Linked DNA regions of Mus musculus: regions 1, 2, 4, 5, 6 and 7 are each linked to region 3. The links are chromatin loops, found by intact Hi-C in ENCODE. Cell type or tissue: left cerebral cortex. All regions are shown on one strand. Links, peaks and the distances in the headings refer to the core of each region. The heading gives the core; the rest is flanking DNA.

What was found. A loop is a pair of places that touch in the nucleus more often than their neighbours do. Peaks named below come from ENCODE experiments on the same cell type or tissue, not always from the same donor. Only the 100,000 strongest peaks of a DNase experiment are listed, where the experiment ranks them.
Region 1: a loop joins it to region 3, with 5 times the contacts of the local background. A loop is called at or near these places in 35 of 42 quality-filtered maps.
Region 2: a loop joins it to region 3, with 4 times the contacts of the local background. A loop is called at or near these places in 17 of 42 quality-filtered maps.
Region 4: it touches region 3 in a loop (3-fold over the local background); 12 of 42 quality-filtered maps call a loop at or near these places.
Region 5: a loop joins it to region 3, with 6 times the contacts of the local background. A loop is called at or near these places in 30 of 42 quality-filtered maps.
Region 6: a loop joins it to region 3, with 4 times the contacts of the local background. A loop is called at or near these places in 2 of 42 quality-filtered maps.
Region 7: it touches region 3 in a loop (2.9-fold over the local background); 2 of 42 quality-filtered maps call a loop at or near these places.

The regions. Positions count from the first base shown.
Region 1 is chr10:111,915,094-111,919,540 of GRCm38, forward strand. No RefSeq gene overlaps it. Among named protein-coding and RNA genes, the nearest start is that of Gm20758, 43 kb to the left of the region's middle. In left cerebral cortex, for the core only: no CTCF peak of the experiment used is centred there; no DNase peak of the experiment used is centred there.
Region 2 is chr10:111,562,516-111,566,962 of GRCm38, forward strand. No RefSeq gene overlaps it. Among named protein-coding and RNA genes, the nearest start is that of Gm30193, 9.0 kb to the right of the region's middle. In left cerebral cortex, for the core only: no CTCF peak of the experiment used is centred there; a DNase peak (open chromatin) is centred at 2,666; H3K27ac peaks cover 514 bases.
Region 3 is chr10:111,505,595-111,510,041 of GRCm38, forward strand. It overlaps Phlda1 (pleckstrin homology like domain, family A, member 1), which reads left to right and starts at 692. Exons shown (of 2, transcript NM_009344.3): 1 at 692-2,054; 2 at 2,466-3,055. The coding sequence starts at 811. The coding sequence ends at 2,028. In left cerebral cortex, for the core only: CTCF peaks have their summits at 960 and 2,036 (motif pointing right); DNase peaks (open chromatin) are centred at 922, 1,974 and 2,501; H3K4me3 peaks cover 3,722 bases; H3K27ac peaks cover 3,371 bases.
Region 4 is chr10:111,656,533-111,660,979 of GRCm38, forward strand. No RefSeq gene overlaps it. Among named protein-coding and RNA genes, the nearest start is that of Gm40763, 22 kb to the left of the region's middle. In left cerebral cortex, for the core only: no CTCF peak of the experiment used is centred there; a DNase peak (open chromatin) is centred at 2,554; H3K4me3 peaks cover 363 bases.
Region 5 is chr10:111,955,249-111,959,695 of GRCm38, forward strand. No RefSeq gene overlaps it. Among named protein-coding and RNA genes, the nearest start is that of Krr1, 15 kb to the right of the region's middle. In left cerebral cortex, for the core only: a CTCF peak has its summit at 2,682 (motif pointing left); DNase peaks (open chromatin) are centred at 2,242 and 2,670.
Region 6 is chr10:111,879,134-111,883,580 of GRCm38, forward strand. No RefSeq gene overlaps it. Among named protein-coding and RNA genes, the nearest start is that of Gm20758, 7.0 kb to the left of the region's middle. In left cerebral cortex, for the core only: a CTCF peak has its summit at 2,721 (motif pointing left); DNase peaks (open chromatin) are centred at 2,358, 2,802 and 3,551; H3K4me3 peaks cover 633 bases; H3K27ac peaks cover 951 bases.
Region 7 is chr10:111,691,892-111,696,338 of GRCm38, forward strand. The region is part of intron 2 of Gm30624 (a long non-coding RNA gene); the gene reads left to right. Among named protein-coding and RNA genes, the nearest start is that of Gm30624, 9.1 kb to the left of the region's middle. In left cerebral cortex, for the core only: no CTCF peak of the experiment used is centred there; a DNase peak (open chromatin) is centred at 2,566.

The DNA of each region.
Region 1 (4,447 bases), core at 234-4,233, 410 kb after region 3:
TGTGAGAATGGAGATTGGAATCTGATACAGATATATATCTGTAACCCTACATAAAAACTTACTTATTCTGGTTAGAATTCAGTGTGTCATAGCATTTATCTTTGTATAGATAGGGGGAGAGTAATTTAACCAGGTTAACATAATTATTCACTCCTCTTGGATGTGAGATTTCTTGTAGATTTAGAGTCTGTGGGGTGGAGAGAGAGTTCAGCTGCTAAAGCACTTGCTGTTCAAGCATGGAGTCCCGAGTCTGATGCTCGGAAGCCACGTGGAAAGGTGAGGCATGGTGGCATACACTTGCAATCCCAGAGTTTAGGTGGCAGAAAGAGACAGGAGGAGTCCTGAGATTTGATGGCCAGCCAGACTAGCCTACTTAGCTGGCCTCAGGCTAGTGAGAGAGGCTGTGTCAAAAATCAAAGCGGATAACATCTGAGGAACAATACAGAGGGCTGACCTTTGACCTATACTCACTCTCTCTTACACACTCACACGTACACACACACATACACATACTCACACACATATACACATATACACCCAGATGCACACACTCACACACATATACACATATACACCCAGATACACATACTCACACACACATATACACATATACACCCAGATACACATACTCACACACATATACACATATACACCCAGATACACATACTCACACACATATACACATATACACCCAGATGCACACACTCACACACATATACACCCAGATACACATACTCACACACATATACACATATACACCCAGATGCACACACTCACACACATATACACCCAGATACACATACTCACACACATATACACATATACACCCAGATACACATACTCACACACATATACACGTATACACCCAGATGCACACACTCACACACAAGATACTCAGACACACTCAGACACACATACTCATACACACATACACACTCACACAATACACACACACACGGAACTATTTTCAGTACTAAAGGGTCCCAAGATAAAATATTCTCCTTGCTACTGTTAAATGTTAGACCAATGGCCTTTACAGTTTTCAGCTTCCTCCTGTGAAGTAAAGTTCTCTGAATCGGCTGCACCTGTTTTAAATATCTTGTAGACTGACCAAGGCTGAACAGAAATCATGGTTGTAGAACGATGAAATGTTGCAGGCTAAGAGCCCAGATGACTGGAGGGACTGCATCTAAGGCCTTTTAACAGCCACTTACTCTCAGCCTCTTCTCCTGGCCTGACATTCTCTTAACTTTTCCTTTAAACTGGAATAAGTCCCCAAGCATGGCACACCTCCAGCCTTCAGCAGACTTAGGCTAAGACGGTGATTCAGACAATACACAAACTACGCAACTTGGTTCAGAGTAAAGTATTTTCTTACTTCCTTAGAACAGGCAGACCTGGTATAATCTGTCAATGCCTGAATCCTTAAACTAGAAACGCTACCTATATTTGATCTGTTTTGTCTTTGTTTTACTTTGTATCATTGGCGGTGATAGTTTTTCCGTTTTGTTCTTTTGAAATGGAGTCTCACTATGTAGCACAGACTAGACTTGCAGTCATGACCTTCCTGATTTAGCCTCCCGGGTGCTGGGATTGTAAGTATGGGCCACTACCCTAGCTTACTTGGTTGTTTTGAATATCAAATAAAATTTTTTTGTTTTTTGTTTTTAAGTGCCAGCCTAATGTAGTGATAAGTTGAGTGATAAATTGAAGCTCTCTATAATGAATCTTCTTGGATTTCATTTTACTCTCAAGAAGAATGTTACAGGTAGAATTGGAGAACATTATTTTACGCAAAAGACAGCAGGCTTAGAAAGACAAGCGCCTTGTGAATATTATATACAGCATGTATACAACATGAGTATACAACATGTGTATACGACAGGCGTGAAAGTCGAAATGAGCCTATGAGTATGGAGAAGTCTAACGGGGAACAGGAGGGGTGACTGTATCTCTGTGGCATGAAATCAAGAAGGGTTTAGGGGGAGAACTATTGGGAGGGAGGGGCAGGGGAGCGCACTACAGGACGTGAATGAAAACAAAACATAATGATGTGGATATCTGGAAATGACATGATATAAGCTATTTATTTTATATGATGAATGCACAGTTTTAATGGAAAGTTAACAGAGGCAGTAAGGAACCCAGAACGTGGCAGGTGTTTCTAGCCCAGCTTGGGTGGATACGATTATAGACTCATATTCATAGACTACAGCTGACTCTTTTTTTCTAAGGCAGAGGACAACAAACGGGTGCACACACTCCGTCACTGGATATCCCCTCATGTCTAGACTCAGTGAGGGGGCTTTTGTGTCTGTGGCACTGCCCTCTTAGACAACATAAAAACAGCCTGAGTTCAAGCATGTACCGGCAATCTCCTGACACTGAACAAATTGGAAAGAAATAATATACAGAAAAACCAAAGACAAACACTGGAAGGAGACACTGCTTTTAATCCCTCAGCAGCCCTGCCGCGTTGGTTGAGTGTCTGTCAGTCCTGGGATGTGGCTTTGAGATCGACACATCATCTCGTTTATATCCTGTTCTATTCTTTTAATATCTATTTGTCCTAGTTCTGTTACCTGGATGACCACCCCTCCCACCCAGCCCCCCAGCTTAAATGGGCATGCTAAGTTTTTTGGAGCTTCCTCTTATCATCGAATGCTACATCTGGGCAGAAACCATTCATTGTCATTTGCTGTATGGGAAATGTAGTTTAAAAAAAAAAAAGACCTGTTTATAAAGCATTACATTAGAAAACAAGCTTTCATTTATTCCTAGTGTGCCCTTTCCTGCAGGCACGTTGTTCTGTTTGCTTGTTAGCGTCTTTGCTTGTTTGTTTTTCTTGAAGGTGGGATGTCCTTCAGTGTTGACGTTGGAAGATTCCACCAGTGAGGCCTTTGTAATTATGAACAATTTCTGTATAAACCCAATGGCCAGATCCTATCTCAATCAGCCTCATGGAGAACTTTCTGCACACAAACAACCCACAGTAAACTCAGTGGAAGTACTAACAGCATTCAGCATCGCTCGCTGGCAGGGGCCATGGGGCTTGTAATGGAAGGCTGACTGGGAAGAATTATTTATTAGTTCTGCTTCTTCCTTCTTTTACACACCTCACTGGGTTTATTGTCTCACTTTGTCTGAAGAAGGAGGAAAAAAAATCGGACTTTTCAGTCTCAGTGCATCCTTGGAATTTGGGGTTTTAAGTTGCCTAATTGGGACTTGAGGGAACTGGCAAGGAAGAAGAGCTGACTCCTTCATTAGCTTAATGGCTGCCCTGCTCTGTTGGGATTAGGCTTTATAATAGCTTATCCTCTCTGGGGACTGTGCAGGTGCCTTTCAAAAGTTCAGGTGGACAGGAAGCTCTGTGTAGAGTACACCCTGAGGCAGAGCATTGGTTGACTCTCTTCTGAGCTCTTTTCACTAATAATATGTACGTGTGGAGGAGCACTTGTACCAAGTCCAACCAGGAAACAATTGGTGGTGGGTGTTGAATGCAGGACAACATGGCACTTATTGTACACATGATGATGATTCTATGTTGTGAAAGAATTAATGACCTATCACGGAGTCAGTCTCAGCCTGCCGGACATCCTTTATATCTCCCCCTCTTTCCATATCACTGCAGTTTGGACCCAGAGTTGGTACTACGCCATTTCTGGGGGTGAGGTTGGAGTTCATGTGGTATCTAAGAATCTGTAGGTGTGCATGTATGCGCCTGAGCATGTATGCGCCTGAGCATGTATGCTTTTCTATCATCTTCTCACATTTTCACCACAGAAACCAAAGGCGTTCTCTTGGTCACAGTCTCCTGAGTCTTTCAAACCTAACACAGTATCTTACCCTCTCAGATCTTCTGAGATTTCTAAGGGTTGGGGGTGTAGCTTAGCATTTTCCTGGGGTCTGCAAGGCTCTACATGTCAAGTATTGGGGCTGAAGAGATGGCTCAGCAGTTCAATTCTTGAGTTCAATTCCCAGCAACCACATGGTGGCTCACAACCATGTGTAATGGGATCCGACACCCTCTTCTGGTGTGTCTGTAGACAGCTACAATGTACTCCTATTCATAAAATAAATCTTACATGCCAAGTATTCCCTTCTGATACCCTCATGTTAATGTAGCATGGCCATTCGCTCATCGTCTTTGCCTCGGTCTCTGGGCACTCTCCAAACCCCACTCCTAACCGTTTTAGATTTCCAGCAATAAAATGCCATTTTTCCCACTTTAATCCCCTTTTGAGAACTGACTTCTGATTTGTGTGATTGAGTTAGTTTCTTGTTAACTTTGTCTTTGTCTGTCTCTCTCCACTAGAACACAAGCTCCAGGGGAACTAGGCTCTTCTCTGCCTTCTTCCTTGCTGTGAACCAACAACAATGCCCAGAACATGATGGCAATTCAATAAAAGTTTATTAAACAAGTGAATGAATCAACAAAATCCCCATT
Region 2 (4,447 bases), core at 252-4,251, 57 kb after region 3:
AAATTCCCCTTTGAGGGAGGTGGGGGTTCAAACTTTGATTGTCAGGAGGCTTGCTTTCCTTTGGGCCATACTCCGCTTCTGTGATCTGAAGACCAGGATGCTAAGCGTTAGGATCCGAAGTGCAATGGATTGAACTTAAATGAGATGCTGATGAGGAAGAATCTTACTGGCTTACTTGCTGGCGTGAAGTAATGTAAGCTCTTGAAGAAGCGATCGGTGATAGGTTGGTTTTGCAGGAGCTGGGTCACCTCACACTTACCCTGCTGTTCTCAGCAAAAGCTCAAACCACACCCAGCTGTGCTTTGGGCTCCCTCTCAAGTAGCCTGCCTGGAGGCCAAGCACACCAGACTCTGTGTTGTTATACGCACTGAGGAAATGCCCCTCCCTTGCCTGACCCAGGTATACGCAGGGCTATAAACAGATCCCATCAAGACATGGCGCACTCGTAGCCCATAGTCAGCTGGGAGTTGTGGTGCCATTTTCTCTACTCTGTCTCAGAATCCATAGGGTAAGTGGGACTTTGGGGCTTTAGGGTCCATTTCATCCTAACCCCCACCTTCTAGTCCACTAGTCTAGTTCACTGGTTAGAAGTGAATACAAGCTCCTTTGGACTTAGGAAATTAGTCTTTAGCCTGACTGTAATTTGCTGAACAAATTTAGCTGACTGTAGCAAGTGAGAAAATCAGCCACAACACAGTACTATTCACACACTGGGAGAAGACAACGTGAGCTATCCTGACTATTAGGTGGTTATCCTGAGTTCATGTGCAGAAGTCTTTAATGAGGTGATATTAAGAGAGAGGGGGACCTTTAAATGGTGGCCTTAGGAAGAGCCGAATTCCCGTGGGACTCCAGTTATTCCCAGAGAATGAGTTGTTCCAGAGTGAGCTCCACACATCCCTAGTCCCTGCCTTACTAGTCGATCTCTCTCTATAATACTGAGACAAGGTCTCCTGTAGCCCAGGCTGGCCTCATCCGCACTATGTGGCCAAGAACTCGAACTTGTGACAATTCCCACCTCTACCTCCTGAATGTTGGGGTTTCAGGCTTTTGCCACCACTGCCCGGTTTATGCATTATTGGGTTTAAACCCAGGATTGTGTGCTCTTTCTCAGCCTTTTCCCATTTGTTTGGTTTAGTTTGGTTTGGTTTGATTTGGTTTGGTTTGGTTTGGTCAGTGTCTCATTCCATAGCTTGGATGTCCTCAAACCTTCAGCAAGTCTCCTGCCTCAGCTTCCTAGGGCTAACAGTCTGTGGACACCATGGGACCTGACGTCTCTTTGTTTTATTTTGTTCCGACCACAATGTCATTTGTTATGAGTCTCTCCTGCATGAGCACCATGCTGTTTACACGATCAGCTTCCGACACAGAGGCTAAACAAATCGCTTTATAAAATGGTTTGTACCTGCCGTCTTCGTACTCCAGACGGTGAACGTTCTGCTTGGTCTACCCAAGCAGAGTTCTAGGCCATCCTAGGCCACAGTGTGAGACTGTCTCCAAAAATACCCCAAACCAACCAACTAAACAAACCAACCCCCAAACCACATTCAACCAGCCTCAACTATTGTAGTGGTGAAAATAGAGGATTCATATACATTGAAAAGAAAACTGTATACTGCATAAGTTAATTATATAAATGGATGACAAGACAGATTCAAGGTATGCTTGAGAGGATCCCCCCACCCACCCCCCACCCACCCCCAGATATGAGGTCAAGAACAACCAGAATCATCTGGAAGAGTCCAGAGCAGGGAGAGGAAGTGGCCAGCAGATTGGACTTGGCTATGGGAAGGGGGTGGGGCAAGCAAGGAAGAGAAAGATGAGCAAGAGGAGGGGAGGGGCAAGAGAGCCCATTGCCAGAATAGCAGGGGTTTAAGGGAATTAGAAGCTGGGGGAAGGGAAGTTCTGAGCTGGGGAATTTTAGAGTAGAGAGCTAGGAGCCAGCATGGATTTTAAAGTGTGTAAGCAGTGCTTGCAATACTGAAGGAGCCCAGAAATCAGTATGAAGTCCGGCATGCTAAAAGGTAAACACAGATAGCCATTATAGCCATTTGTCCCTTCTGTTAGAGATAAAGATATGGCTGGCTCCTTTAGTCAGGGGAATGGGCTTTCTGAGGAACGCTGGCTATTGTCTAACTGCCAGAATTTGCACCTGACACTAAGAATGTAAACATTTTTCCTGGTTTAAATTCTGGTCTTTCCTCTCTGGTTTATCTCCATTTTTAGATATTGCTCAAGCAAGCCAGGTTTACACAGTTGACAGAAGATTATATTTGCCGTTGTTGTCTGGCTCAAAGGATGTGTCTAGCGTGTGACACCCTTCGTGAGCCTTGTTGGATGGACACCTGGAGGGATGAGTGTTGAAGGCCATTGCTTCAGTTAAGAATGGGAGGCTTTAATTCCATCGCTTACATCTCTCCAATATCCTCAGCTCCTCGGGGTCACAGGTCAATGCTTACCTTGTGTTGAAAGACACCGAATCTCCCTTCCTTCCCTGTTTCCTTTTTTCTTTTGTTTTTAAATAAAAATCACCCATGACTTTGGCTGTCTTGCTGTATGCAGGCTAATTTTCTTCCAGCACAGATGGTTTCCTTAGGGACGGTTTCAGTTTATTCTTTGTCCTATGACGATTTGATAATTGAGTTTGAAATAGACTGGCAATAGACAGATTGACAAGAGAGAAGACACCACACACACACACACACACACACACACACACACACACACACACACACACACAGAGGCTTGAGTCTCTGAGGGTAGCAGCCAGGAGGAAGCTAGGAAAGGCAGCTGGAGAGAGGTGCACAGTGAACTAGGGCCATTTTCTCACACAGATAATCTCCTGAGTATCAGCCACCTGTGAAAATCTCTTGAGCCCACTGTCAAGAGCTCCCAAGCCTTTCTGTGCAAGGATCCTTTCTGGGCAGAAGGGTGATTTCAGGAGCAAGTGTCCCCTCACACCTGGTAGCTGTCCATTTACCCATGTGAATGATGAAAGCTGCTTCTATAAGTGAGCAGCCTTTTACAGTTGATTTTGTCCTAGTCTGTCAGAAAAGCTAGCTTGAAATATGTCAAAGAAAAAAATTTGGGGGGTCCCAAAGTTTGTTTCTGTGGGCTCACAATCTTGACTAGTTTTATGTGAACTTGACACAAGCTAGAGTCACCAGAGAAGGGAGCCTCCATTGAGAAAATACCTCCATAACATTAGGCTGTAGGCATGCCTGTGGGGCATTATCTTAATTAGTGATGGTGGTGGTGGTGGTGGTGGTGGGGGACCCAGTCTTTTGTGGGTGGTGCCATTCCTGGGCTGATGGTCCTGGGTCCTATAAGAAAGCATATTGAGCAAGCCACGAGGAGCAAGCCAGTAAGCAGCACCCAACCCCCCCACCCCCCACCCCCCGCATCATGGCCTCTGCATCAGCTCCTACCTCGGGTTCCTGCCCGGTTGAAGTTCTGCTTCTGATTTCCTTCACTGATGAACAGCAATAAAAAAGCATGAGCCAAATAAACCCTTTGCCCCCCAACTTGTTTTGGTCATTGTGTTTCATCACAGCAATAGTAACTCTAACTAAGACACTGGTAAGGGCTGGCTGGGCGGCCCAGCCTAAGGGCTAATCTTGACTATCAGTTTGACTGGGTTTAGAATCACTGTAGAAATCTACCTTTAGCTGTGTGTGTTTTCAGAAAGGTTTAACTGGGGAGGCAAGACCCACCTTGAGCGAGCTGGAATGGCCCCTTGATTCCTGCATTCATCGTCCTGCGTCCTGACAGCAGATGTAACATCCCCAGCTGCCTTATGTTCCTGGCCCCATGCCTTCCCTACCTCGGTAGACTGTGGTCTCAAAACTGTGAGCCAACAACCCTTCCTTCCTTCTTTCCTTCAGTTGCTTTTAAGTTAGACATTTTGTTACAGCCATGAGAAAAGTAAGCGATACATTTCATCAGTCCTTGGAGGGTTGGGCTGGGTAGCCATGAGGCTCTCAGAAGCCTGGCCTTTGATGTTCACTCCAAGTCTGAAACTTTGGAGATCAAGAAATCCCTCCATGAGCCAAATCGATATGGCAGTCTGTCTAAGTAACTGGGGGGGGGGGGCACACGGACCCTGTTACTCAGCCTCAAGATTGCCATTTTGGTGTAAACTTCTGTCCTTACCAGTAGGCCAGAAATGGGAGCCATGTGCAAAGACAGTGCCCAGTACAGCTCTACTCAAGCAACACAATGGCTTCCATCCCTATTGTTAGCTTCCCAGGTTTTGTGCGTAACCAGGCTTCGTCCAGTCAGTTAAAGCGAGTCCACTTCTCCTTCCCTGTCATTTCTCATGGAATTTTCTGAAGGATAAGTCAGCTGACAACTGGTGTAGGGTTGGGAACACATCAGTGATCAGTGAATGGCCTTCTCTGTATCCGCTGTCCCCCTGTGGCTTGCTATGCTGGAGGCTTTCCCTCAG
Region 3 (4,447 bases), core at 156-4,155:
CTACTGCTGTGGACTGCAAGGTCTGATCTAGAAGGAAACCCGAGGGCCTAGAGAGATGGCACTCCTCGCAGAGGTTCAATTCCCAGAACCTGTTCTAGGGATCTGCTGATTTCTGACCTGCGTTCTCATACAATACGTACTACACACACACAAGCAAAACATACACTCACAAAAACAAAAACCGCTTGGTGAGTCTGGCTATTTTGCCTGTGTTCTGTGGCAGGAAAGGAAGTCAAGAATGTATACCTGGAGTGAGTCCACCCTTATTTCCCTGTCACTACAAACTGGTAGCTTTATTGTTTTGCCTTAGCTAATTGCCCCCAGGAACAACTATTTATTTAATGGCTGAACAACACCAACAACAAAAAAGCTCGAAGCACTCTTGGGTTTTGTTCCCTGAGATGTTTACATAGCTATGGGGGGGGGGGGGGTAATGCCCGCTATGGAACTTCGTCCCCTAAGTTTTATGCCCTTGTCTGGAGTCGGCTCCGCGTTGACCCCAGGGGTGGCTCCCCAGGCCTGCCTGGATCTGCTACCCACCCCCGCAGCGGAGAGCCCACCTGCTAAGGAAGGGCCGGTCCGTGGGGGGATGGTTTTTCGGCGCCCTCTGGGCGTCGGCAGTCGCCGCCCGGCAGCCGCGGCGACCTCAGCGACCGCGTGGAGCCTCCAGGAGTTTCCAGAACCTGCTTCCAGGCGGCGCGGGCGGCCGTGGGCGGTGGGGCGGGGCGGGGGCGGAGCCGGCGGCGGGGCTGGGGCGGAGCCGGCGGCGGGGGGCGTGTCCGCGGCGGGCTCTGGGAAGGCCCCAAGTTAATGAGGCGTACGCCGGCTGCCGAGCGCCTCTCGGAGCTGGGTTTTCCCCCGCGGCGCGGGCGCCAGGAGCCGCCTTTTCCGCTGGGTGTCACTCGGGGGTGGGGAGGGTGGCCCATTGAAAAGCGCCGCGAGGGGCCCCGGCCAGTGCCCTTCAGTGAGCGCTCGCCGGAGGACGGCAGAGAGCAGCCCGCTCACGGCTCCGGGATCTTGTGGCGAGTCAGGACGCGCCTGTCCCTCTGCCGGGACCCCGAGCCACCGCCGCCGCCGCCACCGCTCTGTCTCCTGCGAGTCAGCCTTCTCTGCGCGCTCCGGGCGGGCGGCCGCGGAAGCCGCTGGGGCGAGGACGGCGCAGGGCTGCTACTGCTACCCCCAGCCGGAGCGTCTGGAAGCCTGAAGGCCGAGCGGAGCAGCAGCACCCCTTATGCCGGAAGGATGCTGGAGAACAGCGGCTGCAAGGCGCTGAAGGAAGGAGTGCTGGAAAAGCGAAGCGACGGGCTGCTGCAGCTCTGGAAGAAAAAGTGCTGCATCCTCACCGAGGAAGGGCTACTGCTCATACCGCCCAAGCAGCTACAACAGCAGCAGCAGCAGCAACAGCCCGGGCAGGGGACGGCCGAACCGTCCCAACCTAGTGGCCCCACCGTCGCCAGCCTTGAGCCACCAGTCAAGCTGAAGGAATTGCACTTTTCCAATATGAAGACTGTAGACTGCGTGGAGCGCAAGGGCAAGTACATGTACTTCACTGTGGTGATGACGGAGGGCAAAGAGATCGACTTTCGGTGCCCCCAGGACCAGGGCTGGAACGCCGAGATCACGTTGCAGATGGTGCAGTACAAAAATCGCCAGGCCATACTGGCGGTCAAGTCTACCAGGCAGAAGCAGCAGCACCTGGTCCAGCAGCAGCCTCCGCAGACGCAGCAGATCCAACCCCAGCCCCAGCCGCAGATCCAACCCCAGCCCCAGCCGCAGATCCAGCCTCAACCCCAACCCCAGCCCCAACCTCAGCCCCAACCTCAGCCCCAACCCCAACCCCAACAGCTCCACTCCTACCCGCATCCGCATCCTCATCCTTACTCTCACCCGCACCAGCACCCACACCCGCACCCGCACCCGCACCCTCACCCTCACCCTCACCCGTACCAACTCCAGCACGCGCACCAGCCTCTTCACTCGCAGCCGCAGGGTCACCGGCTTCTCCGCAGCACCTCCAACTCTGCCTGAAGAGGGCGGCACCCGGGCCACTCAAGGTAAGGTCCTGGCAACCTGGGACACCTAGAAACGTGCCAGCATGGCTGTTGGGAAGAGTAGGAAGCTTGTTGACCGATTTCGCTCCCGAAGCAAAGTTTAAAAAAAAAAATCGTTTCAAGTTTCTGGAGAGGTGGAAAGAAGATGGGCAAGCCGGAGCTTGTAGAGGCAGGGCGGGGAGAGAAGAGCCGGAGGAATTCCGCCAGGGAGCAGGGCACGGGGACCACCTACCCACCACCGTGGTGATCACTCTTGTTCAGTGCCATCCTCCTTTGGGCTGCTTTATTGTGTGCCTCCGCACCAACGTAAAGACCTTGGTGTCCTTCTGGGCACTCGGTCCTTTGTACTGGCCGGGAGGGAACAGGGTCTTGACTCCTGAGTCACTCATTTCATTCCGTGTCCTTTCTTTCCAGGTTTTGAGGACTTCGGAAAGTGGGAAGAGTGCATTGCTATTCAGTTCACTTGGATCAAAACCAACAGAGTCTCCCCACCCCGCGCCTGATCAAGTAGTTTGGACTTCACCCGACGGATAACGCGCGCTTGCAGTTCCCTCGTAGTTTTCTGCATAATGTTCATCACAGTTGCAGGAAGCAGATTTTGCGTCGAGATGACTTTATTTATGGACCTTTGGAAGGATCACCTAACGTAATGGACCTTTGTAGGAACAATTTATGTACTGTAATTTTATTTTAATGTTATTTTGGATTATGATTATTTATTAGTTTTTTTATGCCTAATCTAAGACATTTCTGAATGTAGGCCACCTCCTCCCCCTCCTCGCCAAAAAGAAAAAGAAAAAAAGAAAAAAAAAAAAGAAACTTTATTTTCAGAAACAGATTTCTTAGTAAGCCCTGATCTTGGAAGAGAAAAAGGGAAAGGGGTGGTGGAGGGGGGCAAACATGAAAAAAAAATGGGTTCAGTATTCCCAGGACATTCTCATAAAGTCGACTCTTTCATTGTATTTGAAGACGTTGAAATTAAATTCTGATATTACTTTCAGTTTCTAAAGGTCTCTTTTTCATAGACGTGCTATGTAGTGTGTACAGATGTCTCTTTCTAAAGCTGAGTGGGTCAGAGTGTATAATTATGAAAACCTGGTGGTTACAATCCTGCTTTTTCTAGGAAGAAATCAGTATGAATGACACTGGGTTTGAAAACATTTAAATGCTACCCCAGCGGGAAGCCTGAGGCCTGGCTTGGGGGTGTGGTGAGTGGAGTCTGCTGGGGGGTGGGGGGGTTGTAGTGGCTGCATAGGAAACCAAATGTAGAGACCTGGAGCAGAGAGCTGGGCTCGGGTGCCCCGGGGATTCAATCCTAGCACCACAAAATCTCATTTTGATTGTGAGTATTAGTGCTTCCATTTTAAAATTAGGGGGTGCCCCACTTGAGAGTATTTTTACCCAGCACCAAGACCTCTGCATAGTCACTTGGGCCACATTTTCTTAGCCTTTTACTTTGTCCTAGATGCACCCTGAGAGTGATTTGTAAATATTTCAAAGGACTGGGTACCATAACATTTTAAATTTCATCCTGAAAATAAGACTGGGCAGAGAAAACGACACTTTTCCCTTTCCTGCTCTGGGGGATGTCTGGACCGTCCCTGTTTTGGTGAGGTGGCTAAATTCGCCATTTGGAAGGAAAGAAAAAGTCTAGAGAAGCCGAGTTCAGTGGTTCTCAACCTGTGGGCCTTGACCCCTTTGAGGGTCAACACAAGAGGTCGCATATCAGATCTTTACATTATGACTCATAACAGCAAATTCACAGTTAGGATATTGCAATGACTAGGGGGACTCCCTGCAACATCCCAACTCCTTTGAAATATTTACAAATCACTCTCAGGGTGCATCTAGGACAAAGGAACTGTATTAAGGGGTCACAGCATTGGGAAGGTTGAGAACCACGGCTGGAGATTGTCAGTAAAGAAAACAAACTCTTGTTCAACCGTCAGGATGTTGTGGGGGTGGAGGGAAAGGCTGTGCTTTTAAAGGTAGAACAAACCCTCCACTGTGTAAAATCAAAGGGACAGTCAAGAGTCACAAAGGCAGGCACTACTTCAGTGGAGAAGGAGTCCCGGGATAATACCAAAGTCTCTAGGGGTTGAAAGTCACTTCCTTGATGCCTGACTGGTCTGTTTGTCCTGACCCTTTCTCAGGGTCTCGGTTAGCATTTCTCCAGCTTCCAAACTGGAATGCTGGTTTTAAGAAACGAGATGTCTTTTTTTTTTCTCATCTTTTGTCGGGAAAGGAGATTCAGTCAGACAAATGCTGTCATTCATTTTGAAGTCACAATTTAATTGAAAAGTTGCAGGTGTGTGTGTGTGTGTGTGTGTTGGGGGGTGAATTCTCACTTTCAGGGCTGCCTGATTTGTAGTTGTGAAAATATTCCTCCAAAGGTT
Region 4 (4,447 bases), core at 269-4,268, 150 kb after region 3:
CAACATCCCCAAGACTTCACATTGTTACTGCGGCATATCATGACTTGTCCTGACTGATACAAGCAGGAAGGAAAGGATTCATTGCTTAACACTCATGCTGTCACAAGGTGTGTTCTTACACAGAAAGAGAAAGAATGAAGAAGCAACCTATCTGGGGTAAGAAGAAACATAGAAACACAAGAAAACATCTCTTGTTTGCATTAAGCCAGCAAATAAAGTCTCTTAAATCCTAAGTTACACCTATGTTTGGGGATGAACAGTTTTTGAGGACAGGGACATCAATGGCTGTTGTGTTGGTCTGCTGGAAACACCACAGCACCAGAGTCTGTGTGGCTTAAACAATAGAAACTCTATTTAAAAAAATAGAAACTTTTTCTTGAATTTGGATGCTGCAAATCCAAGATACCAGTGTCAGCTGGGTTGGTTTCCTCTGAGGCCCTTTGCCTTAGTATACAGTGTAAGATCCAAAGTTAACCCACTGAAGGACCAGGTAACTTCTAGAATGCTGGGGGTTGTAGTTCTTGGAAAATATCAAATCCTCATGGGAAAATATGGCAGACTATTGGTTTGCCTTTATAAATCCCTGTAAAATGTGTCTCAGGGCTACTCAGCTAGAAATTCCAGGGAGTAGTCTTGACCAACACCCATCCTGGTCAATATTTAATTAAAGTTTGTTTCAGATGGGTCCAGATGGTGAAACTGGCTCTTCTCATGAGAATCTCAGGATTAACAATAGATATATGTCTGTCTTTACTCTAAGTAGGTGTTCTGGTCTCTTTGTATAAAGACTCCAGTGATGTTGAATTTGGGCCCATCATAATGACTTTGTTTAACCTTCATTACCTCTTTAAGGATTTTTCAAATACAATCATGATCTGAGGCACTAGAAAATGAGAGTTCAGCCGGGCGTGGTGGCGCACGCCTTTAATCCCAGCACTTGGGAGGCAGAGGCAGAGGCAGAGGCAGGCGGATTTCTGAGCTCAATGCCAGCCTGGTGTACAAAGTGAGTTCCAGGACAGCTAGGGCTACAGAGAAACCCTGTCTTGAAAAAACAAAACAAAACAAAAACAAACAAACAAAAAGAGATTTCATACAGGACTTCTGAGAAGATTGTATTTGATCTGTAACAGCTATAGAACCATGCTTACTATTCTGTATGTGCCAGTACTGATTTGAGTGTGTGTGTGTGCATGTGTGTGTGTGTGTGTGTGTGCATGTATGTGTATGTGTGTGTATGTGTGCATGTGTGTGTGCATGTGTGTGTATGTATGTGTGTGTGCATGTGTGTGTATGCGTGTATATGTATGTGTGCATGCGTGTGCATGTGTGTGTCTGTGTGTGTCCTCTCTGAGATATTTTTTCTACACTTTTCTATGTCAGGAGTGATATCTAAGACTTTGATCCAATAGTCTAACGTTGTAGGCATTTCCATCTTTTTACACTATAGCATGACGGCACCACCTACAAAGTTCTTGCTTCTGAACTGTGCAATAAAGTTACAACAAGAACAAAAAAATCTCCCAACATTTTGTGTAAGTTTATACTTTTGCCTTGGGCTGCATCTATGTCTGTCCTTTGTCCTGTGTGGCCACATGAAGCCCTTGGGCTGTAGGTTGGATGCTCCTGGATTAAACAAATGCTGTGTTTCGCTATTCACTGATCTCACTTTGCACCAAGAAGAACTCGGGTGGGAAGGGTCCCTGAAAATCTCCCAATTGTGAGGAGGGTATCCCAGCCCTAGTCTGGTAGCCTAGGAAAGGAAGCTCAGAACTGGTGATTGACACAGTGACAAATGCCAGGTCATTTGGGGGAATATATGTCAGAACTGAGAATCATGTCTACTTGTTCAGAACTTCCACAATCTCCTTTCTAGGAGGGCAGAGATACTGCAGTTTCACACTGCAGATTCACACTGCAGTTTCTAAGAGCAGTTTGGGTGGATACTACTTCTCAGGAAAGACGTACGGAGTGGGGGACGAGAAATGCGGTATTCCAGGTGAGAAGTGGAACGTGGATGTCAGTAAAGTGTCTGTCTGCTGCACACTGCCCAGTCTGCAGGGTGCCATTACACTACTTTCCATGGTGAATCCATGGCTCTCTGAACAATCCCGGAAATAACAAGGCGTCTCCACTACATCGGCAACTTATTTACTAGCTTCTCGGGAATGATACCGGGTGTACTCACCGGCAGGCAGCTTTGTAGTTACAAAGTGATTTGCTGTTATTTTGATTTGAGCTCTCTCCAGCAACTCAACTCAGGGTGGCCACTGAACCTTGCTCAACTCACTCAGCAAATACTTCAAGTTTAAAGATATCAAATTAGCCCAGAAGATGCTCAAGGCGAAATAGAGAAGGAAAACTGGAAACTGAAGAGAGCACCTCTATTGTGCCTGTGGGTCTGCTCTGTCCCCACCCCCACCCCCAGGGTTCTGGGAAGCAGAATAATGAAGGGAATTCCGTGATAAACATGACATTTTCTATAGCCATTTCCTGAAAATGCAAGTCATCGAATTAGGAGAAAGACACGGTAGGAAATCGGAGAGGCTCGTGCTCTGTGCCAGGGTTTTCAGGCAAAGGTCTTGGATCAATTCTCTGTAACACATTTGTACTGACAGCCATGAAAGGATTCAGCGTGGTGAATCAGACAGCTGCTTGAACAGAGACGGCAGAGACGGGCTTTTTCCTTTTTCTCTTCTTTCTCTTTCTTTCTTTCTTTCTTTCTTTCTTTCTTTCTTTCTTTCTTTCTTTCTTTCTTTCTTTCCTTCCTTCCTTCCTTCCTTCCTTCCTTCCTTCCTTCCTTCCTTCCTTCCTTCCTTCCTTCCTTTCTTTCTTTCTTTCTTTCTTTCTTTCTTTCTTTCTTTTTCCTTATGAGCTGACAAGTTAGCCAGGAACAAAGCATGTTTGTAGGAAGTAAATCGCTGCCAGTTTTAATCCAAGCTTCTCCTTCAGCTGTAGCCGGGGACAACTGAGCTTTCAATGTTCCTCATGAAGTTTGTCCTTTTGGATTTTTGGTCAGAATGAAATCTGGGATTTGGTTTGGCCTCAGTGCTCCATTTCCAAAATGTCACCCAAATGGATAAAACCAAAAGCCACACTGGTTGTTTTCGTTTCCTGCTGATTGTAACTTTTCCAGCCGACACTCTGCACAAAGCAAGCTGTCTCGTGAAGGGCATTTAGGTTTCTGACTCCAAGATGGAGCTTAAAGAGAGTAGATAAACAGCTGGCATGTTAGGATTCAGAAGTGGTTTTAAAGACTTATACTAAGATGTTGAAGTAAACGATGATCCCAGGAGAGGCTGGCCCTCTGGTATGTGGAGAGAGTCGAGGGAGGGAATGGATTCCATTGGATGAGCGCATAGAGCTGTGTCTTGGATCTGGTTGCTTTAAAAATGGAGATGTTTCTTTTAAGAAAATTTTCTAGATAACAAAATAAAATTTCTTTGAGAGACGTGACAAGGAAACCTGATTCTGTTGAGAGTCATTTACTGATGGATTCAGAGAGAAAGGAGACCCTAGCGTGCACTACTTCTGGTAACCCAGGGACATTGCCTCTACCTGGTTCCCAACCCTGGTCACCACTGTCTGGGAACCCACAGAGTAAATGAATGATGGTGAGGTTAATGGAATTCTTTAATCAGAGTCTCATAAATAAGAAGTTGAACATGACAAACCCAAATCCCACTATGGAATAAAAAAGATAGATGTACTATGTTAACCCCACAGACATTTCAGGGTGGCTAGCTACTTTGAGGAGCAACATCTTCTCACGTGGAAGTTGCTGCTGGAACATCATGGTACCTGCTGCCTGCTGTTCTTCCTTGCTTGGAGCAGAGGCCTCAGGAGCGGCCCCTGGGTTTGCTTAGTGTTTAGTTATTGTCATGTAGCTCAGGGCCAGTACAGTGCAAACTTATAAAAAAACAAAAAACAAGAACTTGTCTGCTCTTCAGACTGCCTTTGTCAAGTGATATTTGTTTAAAAAACTCTGTTCAGACTTAATGCATTCTCCTTAATGCATTCAGACTTAATGGATTCCACATTCAAGGTGAGACTTCTACCAAATTCAGTGAGTTTCCCCGAACAGATGCGTAAGCCCACTGGCTAATGTGTTTTCTAGTCCTACACAGGTCCAGTTGACACAAAATAGTAGAGTATGTGGTTTCCACTTCCATAAAGGGATGCATACTGTTTCTCCCTACAGTTTTAAGTAGAAATTTTGGTTTGTGGCTAGATCCATTAGAAAGACTTTTAGATAGGAGAAAAAAAAATCAATGTGAATTTGTGGTCTTCCTAGAGCTCTGATTTTGAAATAATCTTTTAATCCTGTCAGGTCTACTTCCAAGCAGGAGGCAGGAAAGTGGGCGTTCCTGCAGAGATAGGTGAGGGTAGGAGGGAGAGAGTCAAACAGTATGCAGGGAACAGGAAACATGCTCTTATCAGTGAAAAACAT
Region 5 (4,447 bases), core at 202-4,201, 450 kb after region 3:
TTTCCAGCCTTAGGGTTGCAGTGTTGAGCTTCACTGTTGCCACTGTAGGCAAAAATCAATATAACTGTTGTTGCCACTGGGTCTCCAAAAAGCCCTAAAAATCTACCATAGAGGTTAAGGGAATATTATATTTTGAAAGAATATATCTCCCATAAGCTCATATGCTGGACAATAGTCTCTCTCTCTCTCTCTTTCTCTCTCTCTCTCTCTCTCCCTCTCTCTCTCTCTCAGTTTTTCAAGACTAGGTTTCTGTGTTTAACCCTCGCTGTCCTGGAACTTGCTTTGTCAACTGGGCTGGCCTCACACATACAGAGATTCACCTGCCTCTGCCTCCTGACTGCTGGGATTCAAGGGTAACGGTTTTTGTTTGTTTGTTTGCTTGGCTTGTTTTGTTTGTTTTTTACTGTCTAGAGAGAATATCTTGCTTGCATTCTTTCACAATAAAGTTAAACATGTTTCTATAGCGAGGAACTAGGTCATCTTCTAAATTTGTGGAAAGCATATCCTGAAATTGTGGGAACATCGACAGGTGGTGGGTCCTAGCTAGAGTTGTTAGGGTGTGCCTTTGGGGGTGCAATGTCTAACTCTGACCTTTTCTTGGGGTTTCTTTGCTCTGCTTTCTTCCTGCCCCAAGGTCAGCAGCTCTGCTCTGTTATTCCTAAATTATGGAGACCTCTGAAACCCTCAGCCAAAATACATTATTCCCATCTGTAACTTGTCCTTGTCAGACATGTGGTTACAATGATGTAAACGCACCATGTGGCATTTGACAGGGATCCTGTTACCTTGGTACTGGAAAGAACCTGCCAATTCTATCCAAGCCCTGCTAGCTGTGTGTGAGAAAACTGAAGCCTAGGAAATCAAGCCATTCACCCCACCATGTCACAATGTAAGTCATTTGATGCCCTGGTTTATTTCCTACCATTTGAAATAATTAGAAGAACACCGAAGTGTGTTTCTGTTGTACTGTGTGACCACCATGTGGAACACAGAACTGAAGAGCTAACGCTATGCATTTAGTTCAGGTTAGTTTAGTATCTGCCTAGTTAACACCAGCCATTTAGTTTAGGTTAGTTTAGACTCGGCCTCTTCTTCCCCACATGTCCACATGTAGATAGGAATGATGTCAATCATATTAAAGCCTAATGCTGTTTGGGTGATGAAGTTGTTGTTAGATATATTTTCACAGAATGAATCAATGACAGAACTTATCATTCAAAATATACTAATCAGGCCACAGTAAAGCCCAGTGGGCCCTGAAGTGAAACAAAACCAGAACAGAAAGACATGAAAGTAGGATGGGGACTTTGTCGAAGGTTGATGGCAGACAGAGGCAGATAAGAGAGGGTGGGGGGACAAGAGTGGCAAGAATATATTATACAGACATGTGAAATTGTCAACAAATAAAGTCATAGTAATTTCACAAAATCAAACAAAAAACTGTGATGGTTTGTATATGTTTGGCCCAGGGAGTGGCACTATTAGAAGGTGTGGCCTTGTTGGAGTAGGTGTGTCATTGTCGGTGTGGGCTTTAAGACCCACACCCTAGCTTCCTGGACGCCAGTCTTCTCCTAGCTGCCTTCAGATGAAGATGTAGAACTCTCAGCTCTGCCTGCACCATGCCTGCCTGGATGCTGCCATGTTCCCACCTTGATGATAATGGACTGAACCTCTGAACCTGTAAGGCAGTTCCAATTAAATGTTGTCCCTATAAGAGTTGCCTTGGTGATGGTATCTGTTCACAGCACTAAAACCCTAAAACAAACCTTTATTAAAAAATATTTAAATGCTAACCAACACGAGGAAGAGATCGTATTTTTTGTTTCCTCAAGTCACCAGAATGTCCAAGGCTGTCTGTCACTGAGGTCACAGTAGAGGCTGAACAAAGAATCAACACTGAGCTAGACTAGAGGTTCCCGTTTGCTCGGTTTCTGACTTTCTCATTGCCCCCTTTCTCCACAATTGAGGAGCATTCAAGCCCATCTTGTGTGTGAATCTATGAGCAGAGAAGGAGAGAGATTTCTAGGAAAATATTGCATTTCAGAGGAGACGTTGGGTACCCTGGAGTGATAAATAGATGGGAGCCTGGGGTGGAAACTAAATCACACAGATGTTCTCGTTGGAGAGCTAGAAAAGGTAAGACTGTGCCTGTTGCGATCACCCCTGAGGGACCGTCATGAGCTGCCTGGCTGCTGTGGAATGTGCAGCTTGTCTGAATATTCTTCATCCTCAGACCTTAGCCAATTGGAGTCCACCGAGGGAGTGTGTGGTGGGGATTATTTTTGTCCTAACTATCTTTGGACTCTGCTGTCTGCCTTATGCTTTCAATACCTTACTTTTTGAGTGCCATTCCCATGGCTTCAGAGTTAATTTTGTAGTTTCATTCCGAATAGAGATGTTGCTTAAGATCTGGAGGGATGGAGAATTTCCTGTGCAACCCCCCCTCCCCACCCCCCCGCCCCTCCCCACTATACAGAATGCCTGGTAAGAGGTGGACCGATGTCAGGCAGTAGCTGGTTACCCAAGGTAAGATGTGCTACAGAGAGAGGACTCACCTGTTGCTGTTTCTAGGTCTAATTGTAAACCCTGTGCTCACTGCAGGATGAGACACCACAGTTAGCAGTGGTGATTTTGAAACATCAGTTATGTTCGGGTATATTTACAGAGCATGAGGGCTCCCCCTGGTGGTGATAAAGAGAAACTCAGACTCCTTCCTCTCACAGAGACAGACAAGTGAACTGAACATAGTGATTTCGTTTCCCTTTAAATTGGGGTCTAAATAGGTGGAGCTTGACCTCAAGGCGGAGGTTCTCAACCTGTGGGTCACGACTCCAAGCCCATCAGAAGACACAGGTATTCACATTATGATTCATAACAGTAGGAAAATTGTAGTTATAAAGTACCAATATAAGTAATGTTATGGTTGGGGTCACCACAGCATGCGGAACTGTATTAAAGGGTCACAGCATCAGGAAGGTTGGGAACCACCGGCTTATGGTGATTGTGATAACTGATACACTGTCTCTGTATCATTCATTTCAAACCACTAGGCAAGCCAAGTAAAGTTTATTGGGTATCTGTTGAATCAAGCATCAGTAATTTGTCACTTCTTAGCCCATAAACATGTTATTGATAAGTTACTTCTCCATCAGTAAAATGAGCCAACTCAAGCCAGATTAGAGTATATAAAGGCAGGTTCATTGGGAAGCCATTCTCAAGAGGCTTCATTAGTCCCAAGGAACTAGGCCATTGGGAGAGCGACAGAGGGGAGGGGGGAGAGAAAGAGAGAAAGCATGCACAGAGGGAGAAGAAGATGGAGACCATAATGTCTAGATTATGTAGGGAAGAGCTTCTGGGGAGGGGAAGCCCAGCCCCTGGGCTGGAAAGTTCAGGGTAGAGGGCTGGGTGTGCCAGGTAAGAACTGAGGGATGCTGGGAGATCCTGGAGGCCAGGTTCATGTTGGTTTGTAAACTACGCACCTCAGCTGTTTGTCCCAGGTCTGACTCCCAACAGTTATAAGCATAAGTAATGACACAATCTACCAATTTTTGCTTTTGTTTTCATTTTACAAAATTATCTTTTATTCCATCTTGTTTTTCAAATTTTCTGCCAGGTTTCAGGGCAGAGCTCACCACTTACCTCCTTGTTAGCATGGGATTTTTCAGTGTTTTCTATAAAAGACGTTGCAAGATTGGCAAGTATATCTATATAATCATATATGTGTTTATGTAATACTGGATATCACATCTATAGGTTGTAAAATAACTCAAGAGTTTTGGTTCCTTTTCTTCGTCAGTCTCTCTCTTTGTCTCTAAGGAACTTCAACCACTATACTAGTACATTCACTATACTAATGCACTTGTATAAAAAATGGCGAGTCCTGGCGAGTTGTTTTGGTATGCATGTGGGGGTCCAGCTGTGGTTTCACGTCCTCCACTTCCTCCGTCTTGGGATGTCCAGACATTGCTGCACACTGGGCTGGAAGGGTGAAGAAGAGTCCGGAACCAGTGGGGATCTGCAGAAAGAGGTGGGGGAGGGCTTTTCCAAGGATCTTGGTGTTACAGCTCTTTTAGACAAAGACCTTCTCTAACAATCTTCAATAAAACAGCTCTCTTAGACAATCCTAGCTTGTGTGCATACCTTTATTTGGGGCGGGCTTATACATATACACTTCATTGGGGTGAACAAGGGCTATATATAGGAACATGGAGAATGTGAAGGGATTCTTGAGGTGAAGTTCCATTGGCTGAAGTTTAAAGTACTGGAAAGTCCTCATTGTGTGGAGAGGCATTCCAGGAGTCCCAAGTACTTGCTAGGCGGGTTCTTATGGAGAAGGAGGAAGTTGAACTTGTAGGTCTGCCAAGGACTACTTGACCTTCCACAGGCACAGGGTATGGTGGGACTGGCTCCCCAGACAAGGGGAGGCCTTGCTGGTAAAGGGAGTCCT
Region 6 (4,447 bases), core at 241-4,240, 370 kb after region 3:
TTGTGCCTTTTCTTTGTCTAAACTTATAATCAGTGCAGTTTTGTTTGAGGGTGTTTCTTTTTTTTTTTTTCCATTTTTTATTAGGTATTTAACTCATTTACATTTCCAATGCTATACCAAAAGTCCCCCATATCCACCCACCCCCACTCCCCTGCCCACCCACTCCCCCTTTTTGGCCCTGGTATTCCCCTGTACTGGGGCATATAAAGTTTGCAAGTCCAATGGGCCTCTCTTTCCAGTGATGGCCGACTAGGCCATCTTTTGATATATATGCAGCTAGAGTCAAGAGCTCCGGGGTACTGGTTAGCTCATAATGTTGTTCCACCTATAGGGTTGCAGATCCCTTTAGCTCCTTGGCTACTTTCTCTAGCTTTGAGGGTGTTTCTTCTCCCTTTTAATTAGTCCATTGATTTCTTTCTTTCTTTTTCCTTTAGTTTACATCAATAATTTAAGTTTTTTTTTATGTTTGTTTTCTCATTGACTTTGTAGTTTTTAGAGGCAGGGTTTCACTATATAACCTAGTCTTTTTATAAAGCCCGGGCTGGCTTCGCTCTCTGTCTGCCTGCCCGAATCAGGTAGGACCACAAGCTTGTGCCACCACTCCTGACGCTCAGTGCATCTCTTTGAAACAGAGTTTTACCCTGGAGCCCTGAGTAGCCTGCAACTCACTCACTATGTAAAGCAGGCTGGCTTCAATTTCAGAGATCCTTCTACCTCTGCCTTTCAAGTGCTGGGATCAAAGGTGCACACTGCTGTTCCAAGGTCGGCCTTTTAATTATACAATTCAGTGTTTATTTTGCGGGTTGCTACTGAAATGAAAACACACATCTTTAATTTCTTACAGTGTTCTTAAAGTAACATATGTGACACTACCTTCATTTGACAGCTTCATAGCAATCTTGACTCTCTTCCTATCGATACTCTTCCCATTTCTCTGCTCTCTCGCTTGCTCATGTATAACTACACTGAACTCCAGAGGACAGTCCGTGGCTTGTGTCTGTTGTTTGTAATTATATACTCTTTTTTATGAAAGGAAAAGAAACTAGCTTTAAAGTTTAAGTAAAGAGCCAGTCGGTTGCTGAAATTTTTCATGTTCTGTTTAAAAGGTATATCTTGTGGTGTTTGTTTTTGTCTTTATTAATGCTGTCTCCTTCATCTCTCTCTGTCTCTGTGTGTGTGTCTCTGTCTCTCTCCATGTTTATCTCTTTCTGTCTCTCTTTCGAAATGACCTCACACTTTCACCATGCACCTTAGGTACTAATCTCTCCTTTAAGACTTCCAGTGGCCCAGGCACTGTGACTGGCTAGGGACAGGCTTCTAATTTGGCTGCTGTCATCTTGGCTCTCATTACATTCCATGTGATCAGTGACCATTGTTAGAGGGATGGCCTGCAATCCATCACCCTGTTCCCTGTGTCACTCATACTGCAGGTACTGACTCAGCCACTGTAGATGCACCACAAGAATTTCCAGATCCAGGCAATGCAGAGTCCCTAAGCTTAGAAGCAATCATCGTGGGTAACTTGACATAGGGAACTGCCAGGAAATAGAGCCTATCTTAATGGTTTTACATTCTGTGTGGTGTCTTGTTCGAGGCCTTTCACAAGGGAGATGCCCAATGAATACTCACTAGATGGTTGGCTGAACAAAGAGACTCTTCAAAAACCCACAGTGATGAGGGAGAATTTGTATTGTCCAGACCACAATATCACTCAGGAGACTGATGACAAGCAACAGGAGAGGCAGTTGATGCTGTGCTATTGCTATCAGCAATAAATAAATAAATAAATAAATAACAGAAAGCTGTTCCACTTTGCCCAAAATATTGGCTTCAGTCAGTTAAGGACCCTATTGGAGAAGGAATGCAAAGTTTGAATCATCCAAAAATCATATCTATTATATATCATATATCATATAATCATATAGCATACATCATACCACATATATCATACAGGATATATCATATCTCTATATCATATCATATATCATATCTATATCATATATCATACATCATATATCATGTATATCATATATATTGTATATCATATATCATATCATGCCAACAGCTTAATCACGAGGCAGATGGACTTCCTAGTGAAGAAAGCTAAAATTAACCCGTATTTACAACATTAAAGTCATCCAATGATATTAACACCAGTGCCACCAGCACAGTGTCTGCTCATGGATGTTTTTAAATACCAGTTTTACTTCCTGAAAAAAAAATGCAAACTGAGATACTAGTTTTAGATTTCATTTTCTGATCCTTTCCGTGGTAAAGAAGCCATACTTTTGTGAACATTTAGCTAAAGAAACGGCTAACCTTCTAGAGCCACGTGTAGGTCTCCTGAAATGACAGCAGGAGTGTGTGGGATGTCAGAATCACTCAACAGCTGGATTCTACTACGTGCAACCTGCTGCGGCAAATGAGCCACGGGACACTTAAGAGCAAGGGAGCACAGTTTAATTAAAACTGGCTCAAGATGGAAAACCTTTAATGAATTCAAGTCTCGGAGCAGAACTTGAGACCCAAAATCCCTCGGGGGAACTGTCAATAATAAAGATGCAATCTTCTGAACCAATCGCTCATGAGACCCCAGCTCGCCTTCGATGATGCCAGGAGTTGTTGTTCCTCGGGGCGGAACGATTTGGGTAGCGAAGTAACCTGGCAGAGGCTGCGGAAAAGAGACGGGCTCTCTCATGGCAGCGCCACCTTCTGTAAATCTGATAATGAGTTAATCTCACATCTGCAAGAATTAATCATGCATTCAGAGAGCTCCATATTAAATGTCACGCAAATGAAATTTCCATTTGGTGAATGCAGCTTAGTCACAAAGCCTGTAGGGGTAGCTGGGTTTGAAGAAAAAAAAATCACTCTTGGATAAAAGAATCCAGATTTGCCTTTATGTCTATACTGTGCGTCTCGTTGGATCTGAAGGGGAAGCTTCAATCTATGGGAAAGGCACAGCCTCCTGATTCCCCTGCGGTGTCTCAAGTGGATTTAGGGATGATTAGAGGTTGTGTGAGTCCTTGGGGATCCTAGCAACAAGACAGCTGTGTTAGTTTCCTACGTTCGCTGTAGCAAATTACCATATACACTTTGAGGGGTAACAATTTAATTTTGTAATTAGGGGGGTCAGAGTCTAATACGGGTCCCGTTCTCGGCAGTGTTAAGGGAAGAGTCCACTTTTATGTCTTAGTTGATTGACACTGATTCTTGGTCTGCTCTTCTACATTCAGAGGAAGGAACGGAACCTCTGTTCTTCCCTCTGAATTCTGCATTCTCGGTTCTCTGTCTGTGGCTCTGATCTTCCCCCACCCCACTTCTATGAAGCCTCTTATGATTATATGTGGTGTCCCTCGAAGAATCTTCCCATCACAGGATGTTTAGCTTAATCCACGATCAAGATCCTTTTAGGTAACATTTTTCTCAGATTCTCTCAGTCAGTATCCTCCAAAGAAAATGGAGATTATTTATGCATATATGTGTGAATATGTGATTATGTAAGTATGCACGCATATGTGGGAGAAAGGTTTGCACCATGTGGTTCGAGAGAGGGAGCATTTCCAAGCTGCGCATTGAGTAAGCTGTGCATCCAGGAAACCCGATGATATAACTCCAGTTTGAGTCCAAAAGTCTGCTGAGAATGGGAAAGTCAATCTAGTGAGTTCTATTGTAAAAGCTGGGTTAGACTGAGACACCAGCTGCCATTTTTTAGTCCCAGAGGAAAATGCCAGCTCTTAGCCCTCAGTGCGGGCATGAGGAATAGCCTCTTCTTTTGCCTTTCAGTTTGATTCTGGTTCGAGGTCAGTTGGATGAGGAGCACCCTCACTAAACAGGGAAGTGGTTATAACCAGTCTATAGACTCATCATCCCTCCCAGAAATGTCCTTGTAGATCCTACAATAGTGTTTAACTGAGCATTTGGCCATCCCGTGGGCCTGTCAAGTTGATATAGAATATCAATCCTCACCAGGACCCTACGGTTTGCAGTAAAACTTGCCTGTCCCTAGGCACCTGGGGGTTAGCCTTGTGTTTGCCAGACCCTATAGTTAAATTAGTTACATCTGATGGGTTGTGTCCAGGCGATAATTCCAGAATAATATCACAGAGTGGCTCATATCAGCGAAGGGAATCACTTGTGTGCAATAGGAATTCTTGGCTAAGCATTTTCCCTCTTTTCTGACATCATCCTTCCAGCTTCCCGGCAGAAAGAAGGGTAGCAGAGGAAACATTGGCCAACTTTGCCCGCTCATATTCCAACTTGACCACCAGAGCCCTCGGTGGCATCAGGGGACCTGAGAGGATGAGCTCTCGCTCTCTAGTCTTCATGGTGGAGGGACACAAACACAACGGTGTGATGTTGGCAATTCAAATGTTTTCTTCACTGCCCAAGAAAAAGCTCAAGCCTTAACCTTCCGTTCATCAACCAATCCACCAAGACCAAATGT
Region 7 (4,447 bases), core at 283-4,282, 190 kb after region 3:
TGACTATGTTCAATATGGTTTCATATGGTCTAGCAAAATGTTTGGCTTCAAAATCTTTGTAATGTCTAGCTTGTTGATTCCTTGCATTGTTGAAGCATGTGACCAAGTCTTCTTGAGGCAAATACAGTTATAGATTATAGATCTCTCTGAGAAAGGTGAGCAGGGTCTCTGCTTATTTAGCAGGGGTGTGCACATCTGCATCAGGACTATCTGCAGTACAGAAAGTGGATAAGGGGTCTTGGGAATCTCTCTGTGAAGTGCTAAGTCACAACAATTCTGTTCCATGCGCCCCCCCCCCATCTCTCTTGTTCTTTCTCTCTCTGTCTCTCTGTGTTTACATACAATTTAGGGGGGGTGGCCATTTCTGATCATCTAGAAAGCAAAAAACCCAGGAAACAAAGTGCATAATTCTTCACAAGCATTTGTACTGACGACACTCAATGTCTCTCAAAGACTAAGTCTCTGTATATTCTCACTTGGTCAGCATTGGATGGTAGAGCTAAATGAGTTTTGGAACTGTAAATTTGAGCTTACATTGTGTGCCCTTACCTGACATCTGCATTGAATTGAAAGAATTTAAAATTGGAATTTAAATTGGAAGAAATTAAAATGTATATCCTTGACTCCATCTCAAATTTATATAGAAAATTAAGAATGTAAAGATTCACCTCTAGTCATCTAGCTAGATGCATCTGGTTTAATGTTTTGTCTCATTTTCTTTTATTCTTTCCTCTCATTTAACTCATTTAGATCAGGATCATCAAATTCACCAAGGTTAAAATAGATGCAGTGCTACTACTTAGTATATAGATAGTATTTAAAGTTCATTAATCGCACTAGTAATGTTTTCATATTGGCTTTCTCCCCTGAACCAGTGTCCCAGTCTTGCCATATATCTTATGATGTAGTGTATGTTAGCCTGGACCTAGCTAGGTAGCTCAGACTGGTCTTAAATTCACCACTGTGCTGCTTCTACCACTCAAGTGCTAAGATTACAAAAGCAAGCTGCTCTTCTAGATTCAAGGCACTTCTTTTTTTTTTTTTCTTTTTTATTGGGGATTTTCCTCATCTACATTTCCCATGCTATCCCAAAAGTCCCCCATACCCTCCCCCCGACTCCCCTACCCACCCATTCCCACTTTTTGGCCCTGGCGTTCCCCTGTACCGGGGCATATAAAGTTTGCAAGTCCAATGGGCCTCTCTTTGCAGTGATGGCCGACTAGGCCATCTTTTGATACATATGCAGCTAGAGTCAAGAGCTCCGGGGTACTGGTTAGCTCATAATGTTGTTCCACCTATAGGGTTGCAGTTCCCTTTAGCTCCTTGGGTATTTTCTCTAGCTCCTCCATTGGGGGCCCTGTGATCCATCCATTAACTGACTGTGAGCATCCACTTATGTGTTTGCTAGGCCCCGGCCTAGTCTCACAAGAGACAGCTATATCAGGGTCCTATCAGCAAAATCTTGCTAGTGTATGCAATGGTGTCAGCGTTTGGAGGCTGATTATGGGATGGATCTCCAGATACAGCAGTCACTAGATGGTCCATCCTTTTGTCTCAGCTCCAAACTTTGTCTCTGTAACTCCTTCCATGGGTGTTTTGTTCCCAATTCTAAGAAGGGGCAAAGAGTCCACATTTGGGTCTTCCTTCTTGAGTTTCATGTGTTTTGCAAATTGTAACTTATATCTTGGGTATTCTGGGTTTCTGGGCTAATATCCACTTATCAGTGAGTACATATCATTTGAGTTCTTTTGTGATTGGGTTACCTCACTCAGGATAATGTCAGGGCACTTCTTGTTTAAGATAGTCGACACACAATTTTATTTCTACCCTCAGAGAATCACAAAGTCACAGAATATAAGGCACAGCAGCATGCTTAATGGATGGGAAATTCTGTTGGACACTGAGCCTGGAGGGTAGAGCCTATAAAGGACAGCAAGAAGTTTGACCACAGAGGGAGGTCTGGCATGGGTAGGATACCACTTCTGAAATAGCTGGTTAGCACCAGCAAACCAGGACCTCCATCTGAACTTAGCCAATCCCCAAACTCATGACATTCCAAGCCTACCATGGTTTTGGCAGACAGATATGGTTCTTGGCTCCAGCCCTCCTTCAAGGAGTCTAGCACATCTGTGTGGGGTCATTCACAAGAACTGGGGTAATTCTTGTCAGACCCAGGACTTTCTAAGACTTAGTCTAAGAGCTCTGAGGATGAGGGACAAGGAAAGGCAGAGGAAGTCCTGGCCTTGGCACCTTCTAATTACATCTTTTTCAATGATTCTAGGTGACCTATTGTGTATCTTCCAGTCCTTAATGTTCTTGACCTCGCTCTTCTGGGGCTGAATTACCTCTAGGTTTCCTTCTGGCTTTTGTATTCTGGGAATCTCTGTTGCCTACATTTTTGTAAAAGTGTGAATTAAACTCGCATATTAAGATGAATTACCCAAGGGGCTGGACATATTACAGAAGAAAACTCCTCAGGGCCCCAACAAGCCTGCCTTTTTGGAGCCTGCTTTCTTTTTACAGCTGTGCAGAGAGCTATCTGCACACAAGCTATAACTTCATATGACTAATGGTAACCATGGTGACCACTAAATATTCCTTCTAGACCTTGCATCTGCACAGCTCACTGGAGCAGAGGAAATAAATGTTGCTGCTTTGAAAAATGATAAAAATAATCCCAGCTAGCTACAGGCTGGGAAAGAAAGGAGAACTCTTACACCTGAAGGTCAAACCATTTCATCTTTTTTTTTTTTTTTTTTCTCAAGGCTTTCACGAACCTCGGGAACTTTGGTTACCCACTGAATGGAGAGGTCTCAGGCCTGTGGGTTTATCATTAGGAGAAGCATCTGAGTAATTTTTAAAGAGGATTCTGGGGTCCTGACAATATATGATGACCCCTATGTTGAAATAGGAATGTGAACATTAGAACACAGAGAGAGAGCGAGACTCCCCTCAGGCATCCAACAGCTCAGGGTATGTCAAGTTGTGTTATTGGTTTAAGGGAAGACTAGCCAAGGTCAAGTGGGGGGAGGGGGGCTGACAAAACAGAGGCCAAGAGTGAGGAGGCTTGCCTGAGAAAGCAGGGGATGGGAAAACACAGGCAGAGAGGCTATCGAGGACTAATGCTCCAGTGAACAGAAACCTGCACAGGGCAGCTGAACGCATAAACTCTGAGGTAGAATGGAGAATAGGTTGATAGCATCTAGGATAAACATGAGGTACCAGCCAGGAATTCTAAAGCCTTCTAGACTAGCCCAGGACAGCCATGCAGGAATATGAATGAACCTATTAGTCACTGGTGATAGACAGAAGTATAAGGACCTGGGGATGGTGTGACCCATCTCAAGATATTAACCCATTATTAGCAGGAGAGAAGACATATCCAGAGCTCTCACATTTTGATGGAAGTGAGAAGTTTGGATTGCTTTAAATGTGAAATTCTTAATTATGAATGCAGACACGGTATGGCTTGTCATTTTGCAACCTCTGAAGTTATGGGTGACCTTTTGGGAACAAAGGTAGAAAATGCTAAAGAGATAAGAACTCTATACACAATGACCATGAGACCACAAACCTTCAGTTGTTGTTGATGTCTATGATGGCCTCTGAAACTGCACTCTTCAGTGGTTACATTGTGTGTGGTTTGGAGAAAGTTGCCAACAGAAAGAAGAAAGTCGTTATGGGCAGATTTGAATGTGGGGTGCAGAAATATATACACCACAGTCTGTCTGTGCGTAGACACCTTTTAAAGTGGTTCCTCTGTCTCCCACAATACCCTTCTCAATGACTTCTTCTAACCTGAACTGCAATAGGTATGTATGCAGTATGTAGATAGAATAGGAGACTGCAGTAGTATTTAGAACTGGATGTTGAGCCAGTCATTTGTTTTAGAGGAGTCTGGCCTCCACAGATAAATGGAAAACTCCTGACACATATGAAGAACAAAAGGACAGATGAGATGACCAGTCTCTGAAAGAAGGCAAAAAGCCAACACACACAGACATGACCCCAAAGGTGACTGTGGCTTGCCCAGGGGATCTGAGTGTTGGGTGTTTTAGAAGCAGAGGATCCTTTGAGTCTTTGGAAGGTCACAGTGGCTCTCTAGATCACGGAGTCACTAAAAGCAGATCTGAAAACTTGAGAGAAGAAGAGGGACTTGGAATCCCAAGTCCAGACAGAGCTGAAGAGATATTTTAGGGCAGGGCCAGCCTCCTGTGAAACACCCTTATAGGGAACTGCTGTGGTACACGATGAGAAGCAAAGGGAATTTATCCTTCCTTTTATGATGGATTGAAGCTTCAATTATGATGAAAAAATTGAGAATACACAAATCAACTTGAAAAAAGAGATAAGCTTATTAACATGAGTATGCACATGGCATAAACACATAATATGGAATTCAAAGAATAAACAGATGGTTAAGGTTTCAATACACTCTTCATAGGGG